Regions from separate parts of the Homo sapiens genome. Here all the other regions are linked to region 2. The links are chromatin loops, found by intact Hi-C in ENCODE. Cell type or tissue: Calu3. All regions are shown on one strand. Links, peaks and the distances in the headings refer to the core of each region. The heading gives the core; the rest is flanking DNA. Region 1 has its middle 78 kb from the start of FEM1C. Region 2 has its middle 120 kb from the start of CCDC112. Region 3 overlaps FEM1C (fem-1 homolog C).

Evidence for each region. Hi-C counts contacts between places; a loop is a spot of excess contacts. Peaks named below come from ENCODE experiments on the same cell type or tissue, not always from the same donor. Only the 100,000 strongest peaks of a DNase experiment are listed, where the experiment ranks them.
Region 1: a loop joins it to region 2, with 2.7 times the contacts of the local background. A loop is called at or near these places in 20 of 110 quality-filtered maps.
Region 3: a loop joins it to region 2, with 2.2 times the contacts of the local background. A loop is called at or near these places in 35 of 110 quality-filtered maps.

Annotation. Positions count from the first base shown.
Region 1 is chr5:115,463,081-115,470,512 of GRCh38, reverse strand. No RefSeq gene overlaps it. Among named protein-coding and RNA genes, the nearest start is that of FEM1C, 78 kb to the left of the region's middle. In Calu3, for the core only: no CTCF peak of the experiment used is centred there; no DNase peak of the experiment used is centred there.
Region 2 is chr5:115,412,296-115,419,727 of GRCh38, reverse strand. No RefSeq gene overlaps it. Among named protein-coding and RNA genes, the nearest start is that of CCDC112, 120 kb to the right of the region's middle. RefSeq lists an enhancer at 4,392-4,541. In Calu3, for the core only: no CTCF peak of the experiment used is centred there; a DNase peak (open chromatin) is centred at 4,387.
Region 3 is chr5:115,531,172-115,533,671 of GRCh38, reverse strand. All of the region lies in intron 2 of FEM1C (fem-1 homolog C), which reads left to right. Among named protein-coding and RNA genes, the nearest start is that of FEM1C, 12 kb to the left of the region's middle. In Calu3, for the core only: no CTCF peak of the experiment used is centred there; no DNase peak of the experiment used is centred there.

The DNA.
Region 1 (7,432 bases), core at 2,525-5,024, 51 kb before region 2:
ATTACAGGCCTGCCACAACTCCCAGCCAATTTTTGTATTTTTAGTGGAGACGAGGTTTTACCATGTTGGCCAGGCTAGTCTCGAACCCTTGGCCTCAAGCAATCCACCCACCTTGGCCTCCCAAAGTGCTAGGATTACAGGCATGAGCCAACGCACCCGGCCAATTATGGTTCCTTAAACATTACCACCCTGCCAAATGTCCAGGTGGCAACGTTTAAGGAACCTGCACATAAAAATCAGAGATGTTTGTGATTGTGCTGGGCACAGAAGAGTCTGGGGGACTTACCTCCCGGGAGTGGGCAGGACAAGAGGCAGCAGATGACAGCAGCACCAAGACACTGGTGCAGACAAGGCAGAGCCCAGGGACCAAGTAAGAAGAGGCAGGGGGAGGGGCATGGGTAGTGGCCATGGCTGGCTTGCCAAGGACCTGAGCCATCTGTGAATGCAGCGCTGGCTCTGAGAACTTTACTCACCTTCCCAAGTCCACGTTCACTCTTTCCCACCTGAGTGACCTTAAGAGGGTTTTTCCATTGCAATCACAAGCAAAAATGTTTTTGCTTTCTGTTGCTATTGTGTTCCTTTGTGTGGCTCCTTACCTTTGGAGAGATAATGGATGTCTTCGGGAAGAAGTCTGAGCTCAGGCTTCCCATGCCCTCGCACACACCTCCAGAATGGCATTTAAGTTCTGAATTGTAATTGCTGTTGGCTTATGTCTCTCCCACTCCCTCTGCTAACAGCAACTTGAGGTTGTCACATGCCCAGTGTCCAATGCAATGCCAGGCAAAAAAGTAAATCTAATTAAATGAAGGAGCAAGATGAAAATGACACTGAGCTGGCATATACAAAGGTTAAGATATAGACTCCATGTTCTTCAAGGTCTCAAATATCCATGTGGATTCTCCAAGATAATATAAAAACTCTATTCTCTCATTTTTCTATTGCTTTCAATTTGATTTTGTTAATCTGCTTTCTACCCTATAGAGAAAAAAAAAGGATCTTGGCATTGCAGCTTAAAAACAAGAGGCAACCAGGATTTATTCTTAATAAAATGCTTTCAGAAATATTTCTCAATGCATTTTTTTCTTTGCAGGTCTTACATCTGATAACATATAGGGATGCTGTTTTTATCTTTTTTTTTTTTTTTTTTTTTTTTTTTTTTTTTTTTTTTTTTAGTTTCTCCACAGTACAGGAATCAATTTAAAAATTGTCATTATTGCCTTGGAGTTATTTGATATAATCTTAGAAAGAGTACTCCCCTCTTTTTAACTTGCCTTGTAATTTTCCTTACAAAATTTTCTAGATTGAACCCAGGGTGTTAGGAAAAATTATATAACATATCTAGTTATTTGTTCCACATATTATAATCATTCAACAAATGTTACTTAAATAGAACATTTCCTATTTACAAAAGCTGGATAAAGTATTTTTTTTTTTTTAGAAAAAGAAAGATCACAGAAGCTTTAGCAGATAGAAATATATGCAGGATTTATGTGTGAGCACAGTTTTTATAAATCCCAGGGTAAGTAATAGAGGGATAGATTTAAAGGTTAAGACTAAACCTTCACTTGGAACTCTTTTAACCTTTTTCTTTTTAACAGCTTTTATTTGAAAAATGTGAAAAAAGGAGAAAATGAAAGTAATAATCACTGACAACTTTCCCACATTTTTAGTTATGATCTCTCCATCATCACCACCACCAAAATCTAGTTACTAACAATTTAGTGGATATTCTAGGCTATTGTTCTCAATTGCTCCTTCCCCTGCACTTCTCTCACACATGCATACACACACACACACATGCACACACACAAATTCACATATATATTTTTACTTAAAAAATAGAATTATGCTAATCATACTGTACTCCTATTTTCTTTTTTCACCTAAAAATAGCTTATAGACCTATTTCAAAGTTAGTACATACAGATATTATCTCATTCTCTTTTTTAAATTTTGGGTTTTGCATTTAGCTTTTGGATCTGACTGAAATTTCTTTCTTTGTATGGTGTGAGACAGGGATCTAACACTGATTTTTCAAAATGAATTGCCAGTCATCAATTAAATATCCCTACTAATTTAAAATACTCCTGTTAAAAGGCTGCCTTTATCATGAAATGAATTTCCATATTAATTTGAATATTTATCCTGTTTCATGGAACTATTTGTTTATTTCTGTGACAATTATTGTTTAACTTACATAATTTATAATGTATTTTGATATCTACTTATGTATTTCTGTGTAATGACAATTTTAATTTCCATTTTAATTGTTATATCTGATAGGAAAAGGGCCCCTTCATTGCTTCTATTTTCTGGTTTGTTTTGATTTCATTTTTGTCATTTCAATTTTAACAAAGTAATGCACGTACATAGTTTAAAAACCAAATAAAACAAGAAGGCTCATAATTATAAACAGCACTTGCCTCACTACTCTTCATCCCTTACCTCCTTCTTCTCAGAGATAGTCACTTGCATTTATTTTAGCTGATCTTTCTGGCACTTACCTCTATAATTCTAAGTAATAGGATTATGCTACCAATTCTTGATTTACATTTTTTAGACCTCATTTAGTGACTTCTATTTTACACAGTAAGTATTCCTCTCTCTTACATTCCACTCTCCTCCCTCTTCTGCTCAGCAGTGTATATAACAAATTTTAGCTCAATTATTAAATAGTGTTTACATTGAGATTGGGCAAACACTTTTAAATTGTGAAATCAATCCACAGGGTATGATTGCATTTCCTTTCTTGTCTGAAAGAAACCTTTCATGGGATTTTTTAGAATTATTAATTGCTTCTATTTTCACTGTAGTTTTAAAAAGCTAATATCCACATTTTTCTAAATATTCCATCAGAGACACCATATATCAATCAGCTGTTATTTTTCCCCATACTCAGAGGCATCAAAGTGTTTATTAATTCTCTACTTTACCTGGAAACTTTCTTCCCATAACCCTTTGACTTCCAATGCCAGTCCCCTGTCTCCTCAATCCCATGTGTTATTTTTTCCTTAATTTATTTTCTCATTTTGTTGGAGCATATTTTCTAGTTGCTGTAAACATTTCTTTATTTTTATGTTTTATTTTTTGCCCCTTTAAAATTGATTTTTATTTTTATGTCTTAGATATGTTACTTTTAAACAACCTGTATTTGGAATTTGTTCATTAGTTTGTCTTTTTTTTTTGATCCAGAAGGACAATCTTAGACTTCTAATTGCAGCAATTAGTCTATTTATACTTAATGTATTAACTGTACCTTTGTGTTTAAATCTACCATTTTATTTTGTACTTTCCATCATACCTGCTGTTCTATTTTTTCTCTCTTCTTCGCCTTCTTTTTGATTTTTCTAGTTTGAAGTTTCTTCCCCTTCATTAATTTGGAAGTTGTACACTTTGTTTCTATTTTCTTAGTGGTTATTCTAGAAATTATGATTCACATCCTTGACTTACCAAATGTTAATTATTACCTTTACCCTCCTCCTAGACAACACAAATTCAATACCACTTTCCCAAATTCAAAACTATTATTACAGTGTATTTAAATTCTCTATATATTTAAAACACTATAAAACATGTTATTATTTTACATAGCATTCATTTGGATTTACCCACATATTTACCATTTTTCTTGCTTTCCTTTTTTTCCCTCAGCTTTACCTTTCACCAATGATCATTTTCCTTATGTCTGAACTACATGCTCTAGAATATCTTTTAGTGCAGATCTACAGAAGACACCCTGTTTTTACTTGTCAAATAGAGTCATCATATTGCTTTAAATTTTGAGGTATATTTTTGATGAGTGTAGAATTCTAAGTAGGCAGTTATTTTCTATTACTGTGTTGAAGACATTCCCTCGTGCTGTTTTTTTTTTTTTTTTAACTTTTAGATTCACGGGTACATGTGCAGGTTTGTTGCATGGGTATATTGCATGATGCTGAGGTTTGGGTATTAATGATCCCATCACTCACATAGCGGGTATAGTACCCAACAGTTTTTCAACCCCTGTGCCCCTCCCCCATCTAGTAGTCCCCAGTGTCTATTCTTGACATTTTTATGTCCATGAGTTTAGCTCCCAGTTCTAAGTGAGAACACGCAGTATTTGGTTTTCTGTTCTTGTGTTAAATCACTTAGGATAGTGGCCTCCAGCTGTATCCATGTTGCTGCAAAGGACATGATTGCATTCTTTTCTATGGCTGTGTAGTATTGCATGGTATGTATATACTACATTTTCCTTGTCCAATCCACTGTTGATGGGAACCTAGGTTGATTCTGTGTCTTCATTTTTGTGAATAGTGCTGCAATGAACATACAAGTGCAGGTATCTTTTTGTTAGAAGAATCTTTTTTTTAAATAAAAGAAATAGGATTGCTGAGTTTAATGGTAATTCTGTTTTTAGTTCTTTGAGAAATCTCCAAACTGCTTTCCAAAGGGGCTGAAGTAATTTACATTCCTACTAACAGTGTATAAGTGTTCCCTTATCTCTGCAGCCTTGCCAGCGTCTATTGTTTTTTGACTTTTTAGTAATAGCCATTCTGACTGGTGGGAGATGGTACCTCTTTGTGCTTTTGATTTGCATTTTTCTGATTATTAGTGATGTTAAGCATATTTTCATATGTTTGTTGGCCACTTGTATGTCTTTTTAGTAGTGTCTGTTCATGTCCTTTGCTCATTTTTTAACGGAGTTGTCTTTGCTTGCTGATTTAAGTTTCTTTTAGATTCTGGATATTAGATCTTTTTTGTCCGATGCATAGTTTGTGAATATTTTCTCCCATTCTGTAGGTCTTCTTTTCACTCTGTTGGTAGTTTCTTTTGCTGTGCAGAGGGTGTTTGGTTTAATTAGGTCCAATTTGTCAATCTTTGTTTCTGTTGCAATTACTTTTGAGGATTAGTCATGAATTCCTCCCCAAGGCCAGTGTCCAGAATGGTATTTCCTAGGTTTTCTTCTAGGATTCTTACAGTTTGAGGTCTTACCTTTCAGTCTTTGTTTTTTGATACTGAGAAGTTAGTTGCCACTCTGTCACAACTTTGAAAGTGTTCTTTTTCTCTAGCTTATGATTTTCCCTTTCTCTTTGCTTTTCTTGCAAACCAAGGTATGGGTTTCTTTATATTTATCATATTAGGGATTTATTGAACTCCTGAATTTTTTGAATTGGTGTCATTCATCAGTTTTAAAAAACTCTTGGTAATTTTTTTTTTCATTTACTGTCTGTACCCCATTACTCTCCTTATGGTCTATTTGGAGACCTATGTCTCCAAGACATAACATACATATGTTAAAATTTTCATTCTATGTTAAGTGTTGATAAACTGTGGCTTTGGAGGTAGTCACCTGTTTTTGTAAATAAAGTTTTGAATATAGTCATGATTATTCAGTTGCTTGTTGTCTATGGCTTTTTTTGAACTATAGTGGCAGAATTGACTAGTTACCACAGAGACAGTATGGCCTGCATGATCTGAAATATTGACTCTCTGGCCATGCAAACAAATATTTGGCAATCAATACTCATCCTTTCGTTTTTTTCTGGATACTTTCTTCTAATTTATATTCCAGTTCCCTAATCTAATATTTGGCTATATCTGTTCTACCTGTATATCTGGTAAACCTGTAGAATTCTTAACTATAGTTACTGTATTTTTTAGTTCTAGAATTTCTACTCAGTCCTTTTTCAAATAAAAGCAACTTTTTAAAGTTTCCACTTCCCAATTGAAATGTTCAAGATTTTCTTTTTCAGTCTGAAGACAGAAAACATGATTTTGGTGGCTGTGCCCAATACTTTCACTATCTGAAATCTTTGTGGGCTTGTTTCTGTTGTCTTTTTTTACTCCCTGGTTATGTCTCATACAGACCTTATGCTTAACATTGTATTTGAAATCTTATTCGTAGAAATAATTTGGGCATAGATTGAAAACATCTACCTCCACAGAAAATTTTAATTTGCTTCTGACACTCTAGACTACCTTAATTGAAATTTCAGGCTTGAGATTCCCTGGATCATCCATATGAGAACAGTGTTGATTTCAATTTATTCTTTCTCTAACAGCAGCGATTCTCAAACTTGTTTGTACATTTGAGTCACCTGGGAAACTTTAAAATGTACTGATGCTTGTTTCCTACAGTCAGAGATTGTGATTTGAATGGTCTCTGGTGTTACCTGGGCTTTGGAATTTTTAAAAGCTCTCCAGTGATTCTAATGTGCCCACAAGTTTGGGAAGCTCTGCCCTAAGAGTAAAGCCCTTCAGGACCTTCATTTAATGTGTGGGTATTTATCAGACTTTCCACTTGGCAGGTCCTTTTATCTATTTTGTTCAGTGAGGCTGCCAAATACCACAGCTCCATACTGCAGCTGTTTCTTCCTAATCAGGGCCAGTGCATCTGTGAGTACTTGCTTTTTCCTTCTTATATTCTCCCAAGTTTTTGGCATGGTAATCCCTCACTAGTTTGCTTTTTAAGGATTTTAAGAAAAAAAGTATGTATGTATATATTCATCCTCTACGTTACTCAATATACATATATAGCTGTTTTAGTCAACCTCATCAGGAGGATTGGTCTAGACTGCCATTAAGATAACTGAAAGTCCTCCAGTTGCTTTTAAAAAAAAGAAATAGGGGTAGTGTTTTTGCATTCCTACTCTTCTGAAAATGTCTTTATTTTATCAACTCTCTGGAGTTATAGTCTGGCTGAGATTCAAAGTCTAGGTTGAAACTTAATTTTCCTTCACATATTTGAAGGCACTATCTTATTGATCTCTTCTAACATTTATTGTAAGTGTTGTATAATCCTATTCCTTCCTCATGCTTATTTTCTTGTAAGTGACTTTTCCCCTCTCTTTGGGGACACAATTATCTCATAATGTTTCTCACATAATTTGGGGGTAACACATAATCTCACAATTACATAGTTTGGCATAGGGTGGGCCTTAATTAATTTATTTTTCTGTTCATAAAAGCAATGTGTTCAATCTGGAGATTTTTTTTTTACTCCTGGGAAATTTTATTGTCACTTTACTTTTTTTCTCTCTCTCTTTTTATTTTTATTTATTTATTTATTTTTTTGAGACAAGATCTCACTCTGTTACCCAGGCTGGAGTGCAGTGGTGTGATGATGATCTTTTTTTTTTTTTTAAAGGTAAATAAGTTATTTATTATTTCTTTCTTTTTTTATTTTATTATTATTATACTTTAAGTTTTAGGGTACGTGTGCACAATGTGGGTGATTGAACATGGAGTTCATAAATGCAAATCGGTCAATCAATAAAGCTGGAAACTTTTTCTTTAGGATAATTTAATTTGTCAAAAGATAATCTGATAACCATCATTCTACTCGCTACCTCCAAGACATCAACTTTTTTCAGTTTCACATATAAGTGAGAATATACAATATTTGTCTTTCTTTGCCGAGCTTATTTCACTTAACATAACATCCCCTAGTTCC
Region 2 (7,432 bases), core at 2,877-5,376:
GTTTTTAATTATATGCAGATGGACTTAATGCTATTGGATACACATAACTGATTATTTATTGTGAATAAAACACCATCTATTTGGTGTTATCTATCAAAAGTTAAAGTGTATAGAGTTATTGACTCAATAATCCCAGAGTCAGGACTTAATTTTGTAGTTATACATGCAAGAAAGTATTATTTGTAAAAGCAAACCCTGTAAACAATGCTTCTTTTTTTTTTCAACCTAAGCATAAATTAATAGCATGAAAAGTTTGCACTCATTAAATTTTCTTTAATATTACTATCCTGTATTTAAGGTGCAGTCTAATTTCTAGTCTGTACTAATTTAAATGGTATAGTAAAGGTATTAGTGGCTCCCCTTCAGCCTCCCCTTCCCTGTCCACCTCTCCCTTTCCTCTCCATCTCTCTCACTCCCATTCCTTTCCCCTTCCCCGCCTCATAAATGTATAATTTTACTGAATATTCAAGGATCTAATCTTCCCAGGATCCATGCAGAAATTCAGGGGAGATGAGAATACAGGAAAGATCTCTTCAGGGATGGCTGATCCAGCTAGGGATTCTTTGTGCCAGCTCTAGGGTTGATATTGATAGTCTCCCTGAACATAGAGTCCAGGAACACTCAATGGCCTCCGAGTGGTTTTAGCCAGGTTGTTTGTTTCTTGCAGGTGAACGAGGACACACGTGCTCTGACAGGATTTGGCATATGTCCAGGAGTTTATTTACTCATACTCCATATGAAGGCAAAGGTTTATTTTGATTCTTTCCTGGAGCATGAGAGCTCGGCTTAAGGGAGTGGGATGGAAACACAGTGGGAAGATAGCAGCAGGGTAGCCTGAGCCATAAGGCAGATGGCAGGAGAGGTGACATTTGTTCCGAAGGCTCTCAAGGCCTTGTGAAGCTCAAAGGAGAAACTTACTTGGTGCTTTCATTTTAGGACAGTTATTTCTATGGGAAGTAACCTTAGTTGCTGGCTGTTTGCTTCAGTGATAAAATCTGAATCTTGGCAACCCCATGGTCCTACAGAAAGGATTATTGTAGGATAATCAAGAAAGCTCATAGCTAAGAAGTGGCAAGTTCCAGGGTTGATTCAGGGGTGGATTCCCACATAGATTAATGTGAGTTGATGAAGTCTAAGAGATGAAGGGAGGTATATATGGATCTATGGATTTGTTGCTAGACAAATGGGATCTATTAATTTCTCACTAGACCAGCTATATTAGTCTTGACAATTTTGGTTATGAAATACATGCCCAACTCAAACTGGCTCAAAGAAAAATCAGAATTTATTGATCCTTGTAACTGGAAAGTTCAGTGGGTGGTTTCAGGCACAATTTCATCCAGGTCTTTAGACAGTGAGTGCATGAAGGACACAATCATTGTCTCTTTCCCGCTCACTCCTGCTTTCCTCTGTGTTAGTTTCATTCACAGGCAGGTATTCCCTACAAGTGGTAAAGATGATCACCAAGAGTTCCATCTATAAGCTTAGCAACCCCAGAGTAAGGCACCAACAATCTCAGGGCTGATTTTCATGGCCCAGCTTGGGGCACTTTCCCAGCTCTGAACCAATCACTGCCCCTTTGATTTTCCAAGCCCAGATCCAATACCCAAGCCTGGAGCCAGAGTCACTTCAGATGAGTGGGGGAGAAGGGGAGGAGTTTAAGGGTAAATTAGTATGTGGTTATCAGGGTCAGGGAGATGGTTGGCAGAAAATCAAATGTCCACCACACCAGGGTAGACTTCTAGGCTTCAATTATTTTCAAGCAATAAATGAAAAGAAAAAGAGGAACTATCAATATACTACACAGTATATGATTGATTCTTCTCTGAAATGTTGGAGATTAGAGGCTCCCAGACCACAGCCCAAGGCTTTGGGACTTACTCCAGAGTCTTCGAGTTTCTTGGGGTTATCCGAAGTATTTGGGTTAAAAACAGATGGGGACTGGAGCACATGTATATGCTCTTGGGGTTTTCTCCAAAACCATATATATGTGTTCCAGTCCCAGGCATGGATGAATTCCTGGTCTAGGAATTCCCCTAGGAGGTAGAGTAATTCATAAGTTTTCCCAAAGGCTTTATAATTCCCCCTCCAAACCTAAAAGAATCAGTCTAATTTATTTTTTGTCCCATTATTTCCTATGTTTTTACTAATGAATACACTGATGCTTGCAGAGCAGCCAATAAACGGAGAACTGGACCCACACTCAGGTGTTCTGCCCCATGTCAGATAGGGTGACTCTGTACCCTGCTGTGGGTGGGTAGAAAAAGCAGCAAAGAACACTGGTTCTACCTTCCAGAAATAGAATGTTTGAAAAGAAATCTTTGTGAAGTTGAGAAATGCTATCTTTTATACTACACAGATGAAGAGTGGAGTCTACAGAGGCTTTGAAAATGAAGTGGAAAATGCTGGATCAGAATGCAAATGATGTGAGCAGACCAAGCAGGCACAGAGAATGTGCAGCATTGCCAGTCCTTCCCGCTTTTCTGAAAATGAGAACTGTGTGAAGACAATAAGCTCATTTCAGAAACTGCCAATTGCCAATTCTTTTTCTTACTGGGGAGAGAATATTCTGGAACTCTTCCTACAGGAAAGGTCATCAGACACAGACCTATTTCGAAACAAACATTCGTAAGGAAGAGAGGCATAGTTTGGAAATGTGAAGAAAAAGAGAAGAGGCATCCTGGCAACAAGAAAAGCTCAGGTCATGGCCCATCTTCATCAATTTTCTCAAAAACTGAGATGTAATTGGTGGAGAAGGAGCCAGTCTTAGTCCCTGTTGGAGTATGATGCCACCTCTACCTATGCATTCTGGGACATTTTCATGGGGCAGCTGATGACTGCTGATTCATTTGACTTAGAAAGTTTCAGAAATTTCAAACCAGATAAATCCTCTGCTCCTTCTGAGTTCAAGAACATGATCCAAAGAGGAAACAAATCTGGAAACATCCAACAATGATAGCAGACTTTCAGTCAGTTTATCTACCACACCCACTCCTCACCTACAACTTCTAACAATGGCAGTTCTGTGTACCATGTGATTGAACCGGGAATGGGCCCTAACCAAGCCAGAGACCAAATAAATTACTCTCCAGGAATTCTGAGCTTAGAGACATATAGAACTTGCCAATTTGGTTGAGGACCATAAAGAAACAGATGTGTGGACTGTGTATGATGAGGTACCAGTCACCACAAACCAGCCACCCACAGGACATAACTGATACACGACATGTTTTGTTTGGCCTGTGAGGTTTGAAATTTAAATGATTGCCAACACTTAAAAACTAAAGTATTTCACATTTAAAACTAGGTGGGCCTTCCAGAGCAAACTGCATGGAAATTGTGGTTATCTTAAGAATGAACATGCTGAACCAGAGAGGCCAGACTTGAGGTGCATTTGAGACTTTTCAGACTTTTAGAACATACATTTCAAGATCACACACATGCTCGCATAAGTGTCCATACAGAGGACCAAGGGGCCTGCCCCAGACTCACCTGCTGCTCAGAATAGATGAGCAACTTTCAGCAAACTCACAGGAGACTCAGTGAACAGAGAATTTTGTTTTATTTCAGTGGCCAGATTCCCCACCTCTCTCTACAGCTCCCCAGGCCCAGAGGCTGAGTGGTATAAGCAAGTTTCCTTTTTAGACCCCACTATTTCACATGTGTGAGCCCTATAGGCAGTGGGGTCAGTGAACCCTGCCTAAAGTGAAGGATGTAGAGGGCTTCTGAGGGGTCCCAGTTCTAGCCCCTACTAAGGTCTAGCTCTTTAGCAATTCTAAGTTTCCCCAAAGACTTTTTTATACCTACAGTAAGCTTTCTCCCTTCTCTCTGCTGTCCCCACACAATAGACAATTTACGTAAGCTAATTTGAGTGGATTTCACACCTTGCTGCTAAAGGGGCTCTCACAAAAACAACCTCTGAGAATTAACCTAGTAAAGAAAAGATCCAGTGGAGAAAAGAACTGGACTGTGTTCCACGATATCACCTGGAGCCACTGGCCCCTTTAATGAGGCCGTCTTTGGCAGCCTCAGAACCCCTGTTGATGGGGAGTCTTTCAGGCTTCTTCCCACCCACAGCATCTGGGCATAGCTAACTATATCATAGAAGGCATCAAGCTATAAATGACGACTTTTTTTTTTTTTGCCCCACATTCTTGTTTAAGTTGTCAACTTGTATGTTTGGGAGATATTTTCAAATGTTTGCTTGTTTGTTGCAAAACCTCGGTAACCTCACTCATTGGATCTGTTCAGAGATGCCAGAGGAGGAAAGGGTTCTCACCTAAGACACTCAGAGGCCTGAGTGTTTTTGGGCCCTTGCCCAAGGGAGTGGGTGTGCAGCATGTTATACAGCCTTCATGCAGTTCTTTGCTCTTTTCTGTGAGTCAGAGTCATGTGCTGTTTAAAATAGGTGGTGACAGTGGGCAGGGCACTCCAAACACAATAGCAATTCATTGAGTGCATTGGGAGGGAGAGTGTGACCTTTCATCCAAAGCCTCAGCGAGGCTCCATTTGACTGTTGTAAGATCAGAATGAGCATGCAGACCCACTGAGTTGACTGGCAAAGCTTTACTATGGATAACCACAGATGCAACCGCATGCTGTGTCTTTAGGAAAATGGGAGCAAGTGGATTGTGTCAGATGTCCAAATGGTAAGTAAGCAGTCATGTACTTGTGGCTCAGCTTCCCTGAGGAAACTGTACTAAGTATGTACTTACCTAAGAATGCACAAGCTCACTAATGCAGCTCAAGTGGGGCATGAGCTGAGGCCCCTGAGTGAGGCGTGCTTGGGATTTTTACCCTTTTAGAAGTGTTCAGAGATGAGACACCCTCTCCTCCTGCACACACCCCCCCCACACACACACACATGCACACCCCCACACACACGCACATGTAAACATGTTCTCATGAGCATTTACCCAATAGTTCATGCTGATTGTGGGTCTAATGACTAAATTTCAAATCTACCTCTGGCCCATAACACTTAGCTAGCTGTACAGCTTTAGGTAATGGAAGAAATAATCACATGACTTCCCTAAAACACATGTATGAATGTGCTTGTGACATGATAGCCATGTGGTGATGAGCAAAGCCCGGGCAATCTGCAGCTGTGATCCATCAGAGCACAGGAATGGACACTCTTTCCAGGAAGCCACAGCAGCAGCCCCAGGAGGAGAAGTAGTTGTAAGTGTTACAAATTACCCGCACAAGGAAACTCAGCAGTTTCCAAGAATTACATGTGGCAAGCACCTGTTGTGCCAGAGAATTAGAGATCACTTTATGAGTGGGAGTGGGAAGGTTTGCTGGACTAAAAAAACTACTGTCACCCAGCCTTGCCTTAGGCAGATGTGGCAGAAGGTTGTATCATCTCCCTTTCACTACCATTTTCTTGCCCTCCCTCCTGCTTCCTACCCCCATCGCCTTACCACTGTCCACACTATAGGTAATCATCATGCTCTCTGCCCTCTAATATCCCTCGTTTTTATCCTAGAATGACGACCAGTCACTGTGTTAAGTCTTCCGCGATGATTCTAAGCCTCAGTGTTAACTGTGAGATAGAAGACTGTGTTCCCCTTTCCAAGACTACCATCAGGAGAGGAAGGGTCTGTGGGCAATAGGAGGGCTTTATTAATTCCTTAATAAAGGATGGTCCACAGACCGTGGTTTAAAGCAAGCTCTGCTTAGGGGAAAAAAAAAAAAAAAATAGCTCACAGCAGATCCAACAGGAGTCCCGGAGCATAAAGCTATTCAAATGGAAAGACAGTGTCCCTGAAAGAAACTCAAATTGTTCTCATGTGTGGCTGCTCTTTGTTGCTGTTGGGTTTTTCATTTGTTTTATTTTGAGAACTTGACATTTTCCCCTTTCTGGTGCACACAAATGCAGAAGCAGCATTGGCTGGCACTTGGCATCTCATTGAGACTCAGCAGTCACTACCACTTTCTGATATGACTTCAGCTCCTGAGGGGCCCTGCCCACTGGAATTTTTTATTTTCTATTTTTTATTTTTTATTATACTTTAAGTTTTAGTGTACATGTGCACACTGTGCAGGTTAGTTACACATGTATACATGTGCCATGCTGGTGCGCTGCACCCACTAACTCGTCATCTAGCATTAGGTATATCTCCCAATGCTATCCCTCCCCCCTCCCCCAACCCCACCACAGTCCCCAGAGTGTGATATTCCCCTTCCTGTGCCCATGTGATCTCATTGTTCAATACCCACCTATGAGTGAGAATATGCGGTGTTTGGTTTTTTGTTCTTGCGATAGTTTACTGAGAATGATGATTTCCAATTTCATCCATGTCCCTACAAAGGACATGAACCCATCATTTTTTATGGCTGCATAGTATTCCATGGTGTATATGTGCCACATTTTCTTAATCCAGTCTATCATTGTTGGACATTTGGGTTGGTTCCAAGTCTTTGCTATTGTGAATAATGCCGCAATAAACGTACGTGTGCATGTGTCTTTACAGCAGCATGATTTATAGTCATTTGGGTATATACCCAGTAATGGGATGGCTGGGTCAAATGATATTTCTAGTTCTAGATCCCTGAGGAATCGCCACACTGACTTCCACAATGGTTGAACTAGTTTACAGTCCCATGAACAGTGTAAAAGTGTTCCTATTTCTCCACATCCTCTCCAGCACCTGTTGTTTCCTGACTTTTGAATGATTGCCATTCTAACTGGTGTGAGATGATATCTCATAGTGGTTTTGATTTGCATTTCTCTGATGGCCAGTGATGATGAGCATTTTTTCATGTGTTTTTTGGCTGCATAAATGTCTTCTTTTGAGAAGTGTCTGTTCATGTCCTTCGCCCACTTTTTGATGGGGTTGTTTGTTTTTTTCTTGTAAATTTGTTTGAGTTCATTGTAGATTCTGGATATTAGCCCTTTGTCAGATGAGTAGGTTGCGAAAATTTTCTCCCATTTTGTAGGTTGCCTGTTCACTCTGATGGTAGTTTCTTTTGCTGTGCAGAAGCTCTTTAGTTTAATTAGTTCCCATTTGTCAATTTTGTCTTTTGTTGCCATTGCTTTTGGTGTTTTGGACATGAAGTCCTTGCCCATGCCTATGTCCTGAATGGTAATGCCTATGTTTTCTTCCGGGGTTTTTATGGTTTTAGGTCTAACGTTTAAGTCTTTAATCCATCTTGAATTGATTTTTGTATAAGGTGTAAGGAAGGCATCCAGTTTCAGCTTTCTACATATGGCTAGCCAGTTTTCCCAGCACCATTTATTAAATAGGGAATCCTTTCCCCATTGCTTGTTTTTCTCAGGTTTGTCAAAGATCAGATAGTTGTAGATATGCGGCGTTATTTCTGAGGGCTCTGTTCTGTTCCATTGATCTATATCTCTGTTTTGGTACCAGTACCATGCTGTTTTGGTTACTGTAGCCTTGTAGTATAGTTTGAAGTCAGGTAGCGTGAT
Region 3 (2,500 bases), core at 1-2,500, 120 kb before region 2:
TGGGAAGTACGATCGCTGTATTATGGGAATGTTTTTAAAGGGCCTGTGTAACCCAGAGAAAATTCTTGAGCTAAATCTATAGTACTTGGCATATATCGTTATGCACCAAAACTTTAAATCAATTATGTTAACTAGCAAAAAAGAAAATATGATTTTAATGATCTTTGGCATGTAACAGTACATACTAGTCACAAGACCCTGGTAACTCACTTTTTAAATTTGGCTTGTTATACTTTTTCACAAAAAATTACATTTAATACTTATAGCATATCTAGCACTTGAAAAAACTGACATAGCAAAATATTTACGGTAAATTTAACAAACTGGTTATCATTTTATAAAGTGCTTATACATAGAAAGCCAGATTAATCTCAGAAACTGAAACATAGACATGGCATAAAAGAAAATAAAGTTTATAAACAGATATGAGAAAATATTCTATTTACCAAGGAATAGAGGTAATATAAATTAAAAAGTTAATTTTAGTAGTAGAAAGAATACTATAAAGTGGAACTTTAAACAATTTTTATAATCCCATTGGTAGTGAATTGAAGATGTCTATTAAGCCATCACACATTTGTGATTCTATTTTAGGTAGGCGTTAATTTTTTTGTCATTTGTTTATTGACTTATTTACATGCAATAAAATTCATACTTTTTAGTGTACAGTACTGTAATTTTTGACAAACATATACTACGCATTTATTAAAGGTAAGAACAAAAATGTCCTTCATGCTCCTTTGCATTAAACCCCTCTCCTAGCCCCCAGCCCTTGCCAATCACTGCTCTGTTATCTGTCCTTATAGTTTTTTAAGCATTAATTTTAATAGTAAAAATTCTGAAGCAGTGCAGATGTCCATCAACGGGGAAATGTTTATGTAATGTATGACTTGCTCCCTTGCTTGAACTTTCACCATAAAACCATTAAGAAGGATTATGTAGAATCTGTGTAGTTACAGAAACTATGCAGACGATGTAATAACACATGACAGAATGCCCAAGATGTAGGTGAAAAGCAGGAAACAGTTATATATATACTGATTATAACTTTGTCAAAGCATACTATATAAAAAGACTTGGAGAAATGACACAAAAGTTATAATTGCTTTAAGATCATGCCTTTTTTTTTTCCCCTCTGTTTTCTAAGCTGTAAGTAATAATGCTCTAGGCTATAATTAAAAAACTTACCTTTAGGGCCTTCCAGGGCAGAAAAGTGTGGTGGTTATACACTTAACCTGTTAGAGTAATTAAAAAGATCTCCTTCTAGGATATTACTTTTTGAACTTATTTTGTCTGCAAAAGCTAAGATTGAATTACTTTTTGTGATATCAAATATTAAAAATTTAGAATCTACCTTAGCTTTAGCAGGTTGCTAGTTGCTTCTGGGATATAAGAAATATAGGATCTGTATACTTTAAGAATAGACTGTTTAGGTAAGAACTTATTTGTGAAGCAGTAGCATTATACTAGTGTAAGGTATTATAATAGTAGATGTTATGTGAATAATTATTAGGATGACTCATATATTTATTCACCAGGCATTCTCACAATGATAAAATTGATATGATAAAACCAGGAAAACCTCTTTAAGCAGTTGAAATTTCTAGTGAGATTTGAAGGACAAGAAGTTAAAATGGTAAAGAAGGAAGTGCTTTATAGGAAAATCAAGAACAGAGGCATAGAGGTGGAAGTGAACAGGGCTGTTTGTTCTTGGTGCTGGGAGAAGTACTTAGGATGGAATAATGTGAAGCATAAGCAGAATTTCTCCCTTGTGTGTGGGAGATGCAGACCATGTCTCCGGGTTAGAGCAGGTTTGGCAAACTATGGCCCAGGGTTCAAATCCAGCCCACCCCATTTCAGTACTGCCTGAGAGCTAAGAAAGGTTTTTACATTTTTGTAATGGTTGAGAAAGAAATCAAATGAAAAATATTTTATGACACATGAAAATCAAATTTTAGAGTACAAAAGTAAAAGTTTTGTTGGGAAACAGCCATATCCATTAATTTAACATACTACCATAGCATATTTCATGGTACTTGGCGGAGTTTAGTGGTTACAACAGAGACCTTATAGTCTAGAAACCTAAAATGCTACCTGGCCTTTTACCGGAAAAGTTTGCCAGTCCCTGAGTTAGATGCACAGTGAATCATTCATTCCAGAGATAATGAGAAATGAAGCTAAAGAGATAGGGTAGGGAAATATTTGTTAGTCTTTTAAAATACGTATCCTTGAATATCCAATATTAAACTTTACTGCACATAATGTTTTCTGAAACTATAGATTTCTTCCTCATTGCTCTCTCCACACAGATAGTGCTTTGAGAATCAATGATGTAGAATTTTGAAGGCCATCTCAAAGATTGTCTGCTTTTCCTTAGAGAAATTGTGAAAGTTTTTTGAGTTGGAAAGTGATGTGATTGGTTGAAGTTCTATTATGAGGTTTGGTTTTATATTAGATATAATTTATTCATTGAGGTTTAATATGACTGGCATTTAAAATA